Linked DNA regions of Homo sapiens: region 2 is linked to region 1. The links are chromatin loops, found by intact Hi-C in ENCODE. Cell type or tissue: dorsolateral prefrontal cortex. All regions are shown on one strand. Each heading gives the region's core, and the rest is flanking DNA. Links, peaks and the distances in the headings are about the cores only.

Region 1 (5,367 bases), core at 177-5,176:
GGTGCGTGTGCTTGGCTCCAGTCTGAGCTCAGTACAGGGGCTGGGGAGTGAGACAAGACCCTGCCCCACAGGATGACAAAACAGATTGGGTGAAGGAGGTAGGGGCAGAGGAAAGGCAAGGAAATGAGCCCTGTGGAGTCCGTGGGTCACTGGGGGAGGACCCTGGTGTTGCAGTGGGGGCTGGACCCAGGCTGCAGCATGTGACAAGGCTGCCAGTCTCTGTCCATCTCTCAGAAGGAAGCTGATGGCCCACAAACAGCATCTTGAGGTCAAAAAGGGCTGCCTGGAAAGGAAGAATTCCTCCTGAGAGGGCCACTGGGAAATGTGAAGAGCTAGCCAGCCACCAGCTCTCAGGTTGAATGCAGCCTGGAATTTATAAATTAAAGTGTTAGAACCCATCGATAAGGAACTGCAAAGCCAGATGCGGCTCTTCATGTCTTGGTGGAAATTGCATGAGCCTCAGTGGCCATGGCTGTGGCTTCCAGGCCTCTGCACATCTGTGAAGTCGCAGAGTCCAGAGAGCATCGCATGCTGTGTGACTGCCCAAGGCTGCCAGTGCATCTTCAAAGGACTGGGAGTGACCCAGGAGGACCGAGAGCCACACGCAGGTCTTCAGCACCTTGCTCTGGACAACAGTGGTGACTGTCAAAGGATCTCCCTCCATAAGCACCCCACCATGGCTGCCCACGGCCTCAGGATCAAGTTCAACCTCCTATCCACGGCATTCAAGGCCCCCGGTGTTCTGCTCCTTCAAGCTCAGTCCCCCATATGCCACCTTAGTCACACTGAGCTGCAGGTCCCTGAGTGTGCCAGGCTCTTCTGCCTTGTAAGCCTTGCCTGTGTCTGGAAGCTTCTAGTGCCCACCCCCACTCAGGCTGTTGGAAAGCCTTGCTACTTTCTCTTTATTTGTTGGGAATGTTGCTTTCTCTGGAAGACTTCCCTGATCTCACGTCAGCTCAGTGCCCCCGAGGTGACATGAGCCACCTCTGGTGGCCCTGATGTTCACTGTGCCCAGATGCCCACTCCCTCAGCTGTGTGCCCCTCATCATCAAAAACTGGTTCACTTTAGCTCTATTCCCAGTCCCTGGCCACCAGCTGTGAAATGCTTGATGAGTGAGTGCCTTGAGGCATCGGTGAAGTTATTTGCTCCACTGCCCACGGGAAAAGGAAGCTTCTGGCTGAAGGGACTGCTTCACAGTGGCAATGCTGGGAAGTGAGGCATAGAAATGGGGAAATGGTGGGGAGGGTCTAGTCCCAGAGATGTGTACCACAGATAGAAAATCATCACGAAAGCCGACTTTCATCAACTTTTGGAGTGCTTATTGCCTGCCCAGCGTGGTAATGTGTTGCGTTCCCCACAACAAGCTTATGAGGTGGTAGAGTTATGGATTCTCATTTTGCAGAGGAGAACACTGAGGAAGGGAGGTAAAGTCACTTGCCCAAGGAAGTGGAAGCAGCAGTATCTGAAAGGAGGCACAGGCTTGGCCCCACCTGCAGTGACCCCTTGGCTATGTCTGATGTGCTCTGGGAGCCATGGTGTGAACTATGGCAAAGGCAGTCATTATAAAAGTGTGTTTCCTTTGCTTCATATTCACAAAGCACTTTCCTAAACAGGAACTCATGAACTCTGCAAGGTAGCCGGGGCAGTGCCCTATCCACAAACCTGTAGTCTGGAGGATTCCCGTAACTTGCCTGGGGTCATATGCTTCCTCCCGAGGTCACATGTTTTAGAGCAAGTTACTTGGAACCTTGATCCCCAGAGGAACGGACCACTGCAAGGACAAACCCTGATGTGGGGAGGAGTTTGGGGACAGGGTTTCTGCTCAGGGTAAAAGGAAGTAAGAACCATTCATATTTGGCAAGACAAACGTGGTTTATCTGCAGATGGGTCTGAATGCTTTCCCATGAGTGTGCACTGGGCACCTGCCATGTCCCAGGTGCAGTGAGCCAGGCATGAACCTTGCCCTCCAAAAGCTTATAGAGGAGACAGACACAGGTGCAAACCATGACACTACAGTGATGCTACGGCAGAGGGCAGCACAGGGCTGTGCCTGGCCTGGAGGGTCCCAGAGATGCTCGTGCAGAGAGATGAAAAGCCAGGCTCTTAAAAAGTCCTTGTCCACTGTCATCCCAGAGCTGAGATCACGATCCCACGTCAGGGGCTTCAGGAGTGACTGGATGATCCCGCCAGCCTCTATGCCCTGGCAGTGTGCGTAGAGTGACCCCTGGTGGCAGCTACGTGAATCTCTTTGTTGCTGGGTGAATTGCAGGCAGCCTTGCTCACTGCTTGCTTTTGTGCAGAGCAGGGTATTACACATTTGTTTCTCTCTCCAGCAGCAAGCAAGAGCTTTTAAAAAAAAAGCAGTGTCAATAATGTCGAAAAATAAAATAGGCAAAAGGGATGAACATGCAAATAATGTAAAAGGAAGTACAAAATGGCCAGTGGTCTTAATAAAAAAATATGGACAGCTCCATTAGTTAAAAAATAACGCCAGTGAGAAAAATCTCAGGATCCCGTTTTCTTCTGTACATCTGTCAAAGGTTAAAAGGGCCTGCAGCCGTGTGGTGTTTGAGCTATCAGGAGTATAAATGAACATATCCCTTTGGAAGGGCTGTCAAGCAGTAAGTATTAAATGCCTTTAAAAAAGGTTTATGCCTGAGTCTCAGCCATTTGACTTCCACAAATATATCCAAAAAGTGATTGGAGGTGCAGAAGAGTCATGTACAGTCATGTTTATCTCAGCTCTGCTTATAGTTGGTAAAAATTCGTAACAACCCAACTGTCCAATAAGAGGGAATTGATTTGATCTGGAACTATCTCCCTTTTTTCCTCTCCCTTATAGCAGAGAATATTAGTTAGCTATAAAAACCACACTGCAGAAGATCCTGTAGAGAAATGATCCTTCTATATCATTAAATGCAAAATTCACAAAGTAAAAATTTACATTTTGTATAAATAGAACTTTCGCAATGTCTATGCATAGGAAAATGTCTAGGCATAGAAAAAAGCCCAGAAGGGCCTCTAACACATTCATGTTTATGCCCGGATATCCTGATATTTCTCATTTTCTTCTTTTTGCTTATAATTGCACATGAAAGCTGAGTCCAGATTAAGTTACAGGCAAATGTTTTCTTGAGGGTTGAAATGTAGGATGGACTGATAGAGCAGGCAGGGAGGCAGAAAGTTCCAGATCAGGTTTAGAAACCTGAGCTCTGCTCCTGTGCTCCTGTCGACTTACTGTGTGACCTTGGACAAGTGACTCACCCTCTCTGAGTACTGCCTTCATCGGTTGTGACATGAAGGGGTAAACTAGACAATGGGCAATGTTTCAGTACAGCGTTGTCTTCTAGGTTGTGTCCGCTGGATGTCACTTCCTCGAGGCAGGGATCTAGGTATGTTTATACGTGGCCGTGTCACCAGCTCCAGAACAGGGCCTGCCACATAGTAGATGCTCAGCGAGCATTTTTTGAATTGCATTGAAGTCAGCCTGGGTATGATAACAATCCAAAAAATATACCACCAGTAACCATTTCTACCTTCTGCGCTACGGAGTGGTCTCCACGCTGCCTACCCAGCCTCTCCCTTTTTCTATTTATCTAGTCCTTCCTCTTCCTTCGACTTCTCTCTCTTCCTGCTTTCACTTTGAATTTCTGTCTCTTCCTTTCCCTATCCTATTCCCTCTCCTTTTCCTTTGTCATTCACCTTCTTTCACTTCGTTTCTTTGATGCCTTCTTTCTCTCTCATTTTCTCTTTTCCCTCTCACACTCCAATGATGATTTTAAGCAGCTGACAAAGTGTGCAATTCTGGTTGAGTGGGAACCAAATGGATAAAGACAAGAGGCAGCTGAATGGGACCGTGAGAACGTGGGACAGCTGCAGCAGCCAGCAAGGCCCTCTGGGTGCAGGCAGGTGGCTGTCAGGACAGGATGTCGCTGCCCAGGCCCTCAGGGTTAATAGGTTTGGGTTGAGGCTCCTGCACTGGTTCTTGTTTAAAGCTTCTGGGTGACTCCATGATGTGGCCCATGCTGAGGCCCCTGGCCTTTGAGAAGAAATGGACAAGACCCAAACCATCATACAGATCAACAGGAGGCCACCAACCCAGAGTGGGAGGAGATGAAGGCCAAAGAAGGCCTCATTAAAGATCGGCCTTTAAGCAGGTCCCAGAAGGGGAGGAGGTTGACCAGGCAGAGGGTGGGAAGAGAGGTCCAGACAGTGTGCAAAGGCTCTGAGGTGCGGGGAGAAGAGTTCCTTCCAGGAGCACAGACGTGGGTGGTGGTAGCGGGGTGGAGGTGGGGGCAGTGAGGCCGGCGGGGGTTTCTCTTTCAGTGTAACAGGAAGCGTCGAAGGGTGAGAAGCAGGGAGCAACCAGATCCAGTTTCCATTTTAGTGCCATCGCTGGGGGCTGAGCAGTGCGTGGAAGGGAGGGGCCTGGAGCAACAAGCAGAGAAGGCTTTGCCTGCAGCAGGCAAGCGATCCAGGCCCCTCCCAAGAAGGATGTGACAGCCAGGTGTCAGGAACAGCATATGGGAAGGTGCAGAGGCCGGGGAGAGCACGGACGCGCTGGGACAGGCAAGCAGGTTGCTGTGAGGGGAAGCTGGCGCAAAGCTGCAGAGGTGGGAACAAGGTGCCCAGGCAGCAATGACAGCCCATAGATGGGCACCAGCACCTAATTTCAGCATTCGTGCTGACCCTGTAGCCAGAGGGAAGCCAAGGGAAGCCTGGGTGATCAGCGGGTCTCCCTGGTAGCTGCAAGAAGAACCTGAAGGAGGTAGGAGGACCAGCCAGGAGTCCGATGCTGGGTCTGCTGAGAGAAGGTGAGGACCTGGGGAGCAAGTGAGAAGGGGACAGGGCACTTCCCTGTTCACTTCTGTTTTCTCCTGGCCTAGAGCCACACCTGGCACACAGCAGGAGCCTAATAAATGTTTTCTGAATGAATGCACTCGTCAATCTAAAACATCTACTTTTCCCAGGTTCTATCTGTCCACCCAATGATGAAACATTTATTAAGCACCTACCGTATACAGGCTAGGATGAGGGTGCAGACAGAATGAAGCCAAGTTCTCTTCCTAAAGGAGCTCACAGTCCAGTGGAGTAGTAGGTATGTGAGGCAGCCAACAGCACCGGGCTGGAGCACTGCAGTGGAAGCAGCCAGGGCTGTGGGAACCCAGAGGAGACCTGTGCCCAGCCCCTCGTGAGTGGTGGGTGACAGCTGAGTGTGTGTGTGTGTGTGTGTGTGTGTGTGTGTGTGTGTGTGTGTTTCCAGTCCCAAGCCTCTCCCCTGTGGCAGGGAGGAAGGAGCTGCCTCTGAATTATCCTGACCTGCAGCAGGGCGGCAGCTGGGGAAGCTCCACACTGTGGAGAAGTCC
Region 2 (5,367 bases), core at 275-5,274, 90 kb before region 1:
GGTGTGGTGCTCTGTTAGTTTCCTGGGGGCAGCTGTAACAAATTACCACAAACTTGGAGGCTTACAACAATGACATTTATTTTCTCTACGGTTCTGGAGTCCAGAAGTCCCAAATCAAGATATCAGCTGGGCCATGCTCCCTTGGAAAGCTCTAGGGTGAAAGTGTTTTCTGGCCTCTTGCAGCTTCTGGTGTGGCCGGCAGTCCTCGGCATTTCTTGACTTGCAGTCGCACCACTTCAGTCTCTGCCTGCACGTGGCCTTCTCCCCTGCATGTCTGCAGCTTGTCCTCTTCTTTTTCTTCTTTTTTTTTTTGAAATGGACTCTCACTCTGTCACCCAGGCTGGAGTGCAGTGGCGTGACCTCGGCTCACTGCAACCTCTGCCTGCCAGGTTCAAGCAATTCTCCTGCCTCAGCCTCCCTAATAGCTGGGATTACAGGCATGCACCACCTCACCTGGCTAATTTTTGTATTTTTAGGAGAGACAGAGTTTCACCATGTTGGCCAGGTTGGTCTCAGACTCCTGACCCCAGGTGATTCGCCTGCCTCGGCCTCCCAAAGTGCTGGGATTACAGGTGTCCTCTTCTTTTAAGGATGCCAGTCAGTGGGTTTAGGGTCCACCCTAACGTGGTATAACCTCATCTTAATTTGCATCTTCATTTCATCTGCAAAGGCCCTATTTCGAAGTAAGGTGACATTCTGATTTTCGGGGTAGATGTGACATTTTGGGGGACATTATTCATCCCACTACAGGTACCAAGAATGAGAATTGATGTTGAGGTAGTGGCCTCTGCTTCAGTCTTTGATTCCCCCAAACTTTGCAATAAAGTGGAGCTCACCAAATCAGTCATGGGTCAGTGGGCTTGTTTTCACTAAGATACATTTCCTGGTGGACTTGACTGCTTAGAAACAACCGGACTCTGTTCCTTTGGGGCAGAGGGGACAGGGAGGGCTTGGAGAGTACAATCTGCACTTGAGTCATGGTTCTGCTGCTAACTAGAGTGTTAGCACATTCCCCTTTCTGGGCCTCAAGTTTGTGTGTAACTTGGGGTAAATGATGTCCACTTTGAGGATCTTTTAAAGACTCAGAGAGTGTCTCTTAAGTACAAATGAGTACCTAGCTCACGCTAGCATTAAGAGAGGAGTGATAGCCAACATCAAGTTTGTCGTTCTTCCCTGAACTCTGTTGATTGTGATTCTTTTGGTCGCAAGTGACAGAAATTCCATCAAACCAGCTTAGGCCATGGGTGTCTGTTGGCTCCCCCAACTGAAGTCATGGGATTTGCTGTAGGTGCAGCTCCAGGTGCACTAACGATGTCATCCAGGATCCCAGGTTCTTGGGCTCTGCTCTGCCTCCTGCTGTGTCATTCCCAGGCTGTGGGCTCTCATGCTGTGCTGGGGGGATGCCACCACTGTGCCAGGTCCCACATTCTCACACCACACAGCCCAGAGTCCCTTTCTTAGCTCCTAAAGAAAAACAGGAGGATCCTGGTGCTGCCTACTTCTGGCCATTGGTTCTGATTGGATTGTGCATCCATCCCTGAAGCAATTACTGTTGGGACAGGGACATTTGGGTGGCATGAGCCAATTGGGGACTGCCCTGGGAACTTGCAGTGATGTTCGTTCCACCCCTTTCCTACTGCACATGCTGAGACTGGGCGTATGGGAGAAGGGGAAATGGATGCGGGAAGGAAGCTGAGGGATGTTCCATATGGTCAGGTGAGCAGTTCCAGGAAGCTTGAGATTTCATCAGCATCCCAAGGGCAGCGAGATAGGATCACTAAGAGCTCAGCTTGTGATCCAGGAGTAAAGTCAGTGAACTGTGAGTGTGCCTGCCTCTTGCTACGTGAGCGTGGCCAGTGTCTTAACCTCTGGGGCCTCAGGACTCTCATGCTGGCTCCGGAATGTGTTCTGCATTGGCCCTCCGTCCGTTTCTAGATGCCATCTCTGCTGTTTGAGAATATTTTCTAGGAAACTTTCTTGTGATGACTGGGGCAGAAGCCCTCTGTCTCACTTACTAGGACAAGGGGGAATTGGTGCTCTTCCAGGTGGAGAATTTGGGATCCTGGAGATGTCTTGCTCGCGACGGTGCTGTCTTTTGTGGGGAGCTAGTGGAAGGCAGTGGCGGGGGCTTCACTGCAAAGCTGATACTGAGGGGCAGACAAGAACCCTCCCTTACCCGTGATGGACAAACTGTTGGTTTGCAACACCCTCCACTGCCCCTACCGATTTCCTTTGCTTTGATGTTGTTATTGTTTTTTTTCCCCCTCATAGCACAAATCACTCTCAATCACTACAATGTCTGCTTATTTATTATGTTTATTGCCTGCTCCGCCCACTAGCAGAATAGAAGCCCCTAGGGCAGGGCGGCTGGTCTCTTTTGCTCTCTAATGTTTCTCAGCACCCACTGATAGCGCTCAGCTCAGCATGTGTTGAGTTAATGAAAGCGTGCTTGAGTGAATTAAATGAATAAACTCCTTCTGCATAATGATTTTTGCTTTGGGGTTGGCATCTACATTGGCAGTGGTGTTTTCAGCATGTTTAAAGATTCCTCCTGTGGAAGGGACAGTGCTCCTACCCATTTGGAAATTGCAACACTCGGGATTTGGGATTTGGCCCAAGCAGGTAGATGCTGGTGGATCATCACCAGGGGGAGCAGTGGGCACATTCAGCAGCTGCTTAGGAGAAACTGCATGGAGCACCCATTGCAGGGGCCAGGATATCATCCTGGCAGATGGAAACAGCCTTTTGTCTTCCAAAGAAAGGTGCCTCAGAGAGCTCTTAAGTACAAATTAGTACCTAGCTCACAACTAGCACATAAGAGAGAGGTGATACCTCTGGCACGTTTTTTGTTCTTTCCTGAACTCTATGTCAATTAGGATTATTTTGGTTGCAAGTGATGGAAATTCCACATCAGAACTGTAGCACCGTGGTATGTGGCTGGAAAACCTCTCAGTCTGGAATCTAGGAGTACCATTTCCTTTCTTCTCTCATCTCTATGTTATTTTTTTCAGTTTTTAGTGGTCTTCTTTTAAAATAAAATAGCCTCGTGTTACCTAGGGGCTAGAAGAGATTAACAGTGGCAGTGAACACTGATGGCAGGCTTGCGATATGCTAGGCACTGTACCAAATTCTTCTCATGGTTGCTCTAAAGCTCCTCAACAGTTAGACAGAGTTGGTTCTAAAGTCTTCCTATTGTCCATATTTTACAGAGACAGAAGTTGAGTCAGAGAGGTGGCCCAACCTGCCCATGGTCATATGGTCAGGGTTGGGGGGTGGGCGGGATTTTAGCCTGCTTCTCTCTGCTATCAGAAGAGGGCCCTTCACCCCAATTCTCTGCTGTGGCAGTCTGTGTCTGAAATCAAGGTTTATGATTTAGAAGTAAGAGCTTTGGATTGTAATCCACTGAAATGTAACTTGCTACGTGAGTGAGCTGAGCAGGAGGAGCCTTTGCATCTGTTTCCTTGCAGCTGCCGCAACAAATAATCTCAAACTTCATGGCTTAACATGACAGAAATGTGTTCCTATACAGTTCTGGAGGCCAGGAGATTGAAATCAAGGTGTCTGCATGCCCACACTTCCCCCTAAGGCTGTGGAAGAGGATCTTTCCCAGCCTCTTCCTGATGCTGGTGTTGCTGGCTGACCTTGAGTTCCTTGGCTTGAGGCTGTGTCCCTCCAGCCTCTGCCTCCGTCCTTACACGGCCTTCCCCTCTGTGTCTCTCTTCTCCTCTCATAAGGACACCAGTCATAAGGGCCCACCCTGCTCCAGGATGACCTCATCTTAACTAATTGCACCTGCAGTTACCCTCTTTCCAAATAAGGTCCCATTCTGAAGTTCCAGGAAGGCCATGGGTCTTGGGGGCCTGCTATTCAACCAGGACAGTGCCTTCACTGGAGCATCCAGAAAAAGCCAGAGTGGATGACCTGGGGCTGACACTTCCTCTGCATACTTTTTTTGGTGTGGTTCCTCACTGTCACCCGGCCCACTGTGTTGAGCCTGTGTCCTTTCTGACACTCCCCCATAGGAAGGCTGGACAAGACAGGGCTGGGGGTGAACTGAAGATTAAGTTCAGGTTTGTACGTGGAGAGGCTGTGGTCCCTCCGAGATCCAAGCAGAGGTGTCAGGCAGCCAGCTGGTTCTGTGATTGTGGAGCTCAGAGAGAAGCCAGGGCTGAGGCATGTGTTTAAGATCTGCTGCATATGTGGGGTTGATACCGTCGGGGAGGACCTGGCTGCCTGGGAGAGGATATAGAGTGAGAAGAGGCCCGAGCCTTGGAAACTCCAGGCTTCAATGAGAGCCAGAGCAAGACAGTCTATAAAGAAGATAGAAACCATGGGAAGTGGCCTTGGGGAGAGGGAGCAGGAGGTCGTGAGTCTGGGAGTGGGTGACGGAGTCAGGGCGGGAGGACAACGTTGTCCGGTGGGTTCGGTGGCCAGGAGAGCACTGGTGACCTTGGCAGGAGCTGTCTGGTGGTGAGGGTTGGGGAGTTGTGGCCAGGCAGGAGAGGGTCAATGACTGAGAGGGAGACATGGTCCTGGAGACGGAGAGAGAAGCCAGCTCTGCCAAGAAGCTGAGCTGCAGAGGCCTGGCTGGGGGCCGGCAGTGTTTTATTGTATCTCATTAAAGTGAGAGAGACAGGAGCATACACTGATGTCAGTATGCATGTCAGGTTGAATATGTATGTGCTTCAACCCTTAGCTCTGTCTCCTCTGTCTTGTGGGAGTGACGGGGAACAAGCCCTGGGCTGCGGGCTGTGCTTGCTCTGTGTCTGGAGTTTACTGAATTCAGTTGACCCAGGCCCGAGACACTGCTTTGACCTTTCCCTGGGCCGAAGGCCCCAATTTGGGGAGAGATTTCCTTGGTCATGAGCCCCTAGGGCTGACTGCTTATTCTTTCTCCTTTTCAGATGGATGAGATCAAAGGGAAAGACCGTGTGATTCTGGCCTTGGAGAAGGAACTTGGCGTGCAGGCTGGGCAGACCCAGAAGCTGCTTCTGCAGAAAGAGGCTTTGGATGAGCAGCTGGTTCAGGTCAAGGAGGCCGAGCGGCACCACAGTAGTCCAAAGAGAGAGCTCCCGCCCGGGATCGGGGACATGGTGGAGCTCATGGGCGTCCAGGTGAGGGGCAGCAGCTTGTGCCAGCCTCAGGCTGGTCCCCCACCCATTTAGGTGGCATTTTTCTGGTCAGCCACAGAGGACTCTGAGGTGGCATGTATTCACTCATTCATTCATTCACTCAGTATTGGAGGGGATGTTATAAGTTCTTTGTGCTGGACGCTGTGTGAGGTGCCGGTGCGTGGCGGCCTTTGTAAGAGATACGGGGTGGGAGGGGCCTGACCACAAGGGCCCCAGGGAGCCACGGAAGGGTTTG

What was found. Peaks named below come from ENCODE experiments on the same cell type or tissue, not always from the same donor. Only the 100,000 strongest peaks of a DNase experiment are listed, where the experiment ranks them.
Region 2: it touches region 1 in a loop (4-fold over the local background); 50 of 110 quality-filtered maps call a loop at or near these places.

Annotation. Positions count from the first base shown.
Region 1 is chr4:5,995,366-6,000,732 of GRCh38, reverse strand. All of the region lies in intron 3 of C4orf50 (chromosome 4 open reading frame 50), which reads left to right. Among named protein-coding and RNA genes, the nearest start is that of C4orf50, 20 kb to the left of the region's middle. In dorsolateral prefrontal cortex, for the core only: CTCF peaks have their summits at 2,015 (motif pointing right) and 2,216 (motif pointing left); a DNase peak (open chromatin) is centred at 2,222; H3K4me3 peaks cover 478 bases.
Region 2 is chr4:6,085,167-6,090,533 of GRCh38, reverse strand. JAKMIP1 (janus kinase and microtubule interacting protein 1) reads left to right here. Exons shown (of 21, transcript NM_001099433.2): 4 at 4,905-5,114. Among named protein-coding and RNA genes, the nearest start is that of C4orf50, 69 kb to the right of the region's middle. RefSeq lists enhancers at 2,095-2,597, 3,927-4,800. In dorsolateral prefrontal cortex, for the core only: CTCF peaks have their summits at 2,437 and 2,638 (motif pointing right); a DNase peak (open chromatin) is centred at 2,653; H3K27ac peaks cover 2,036 bases.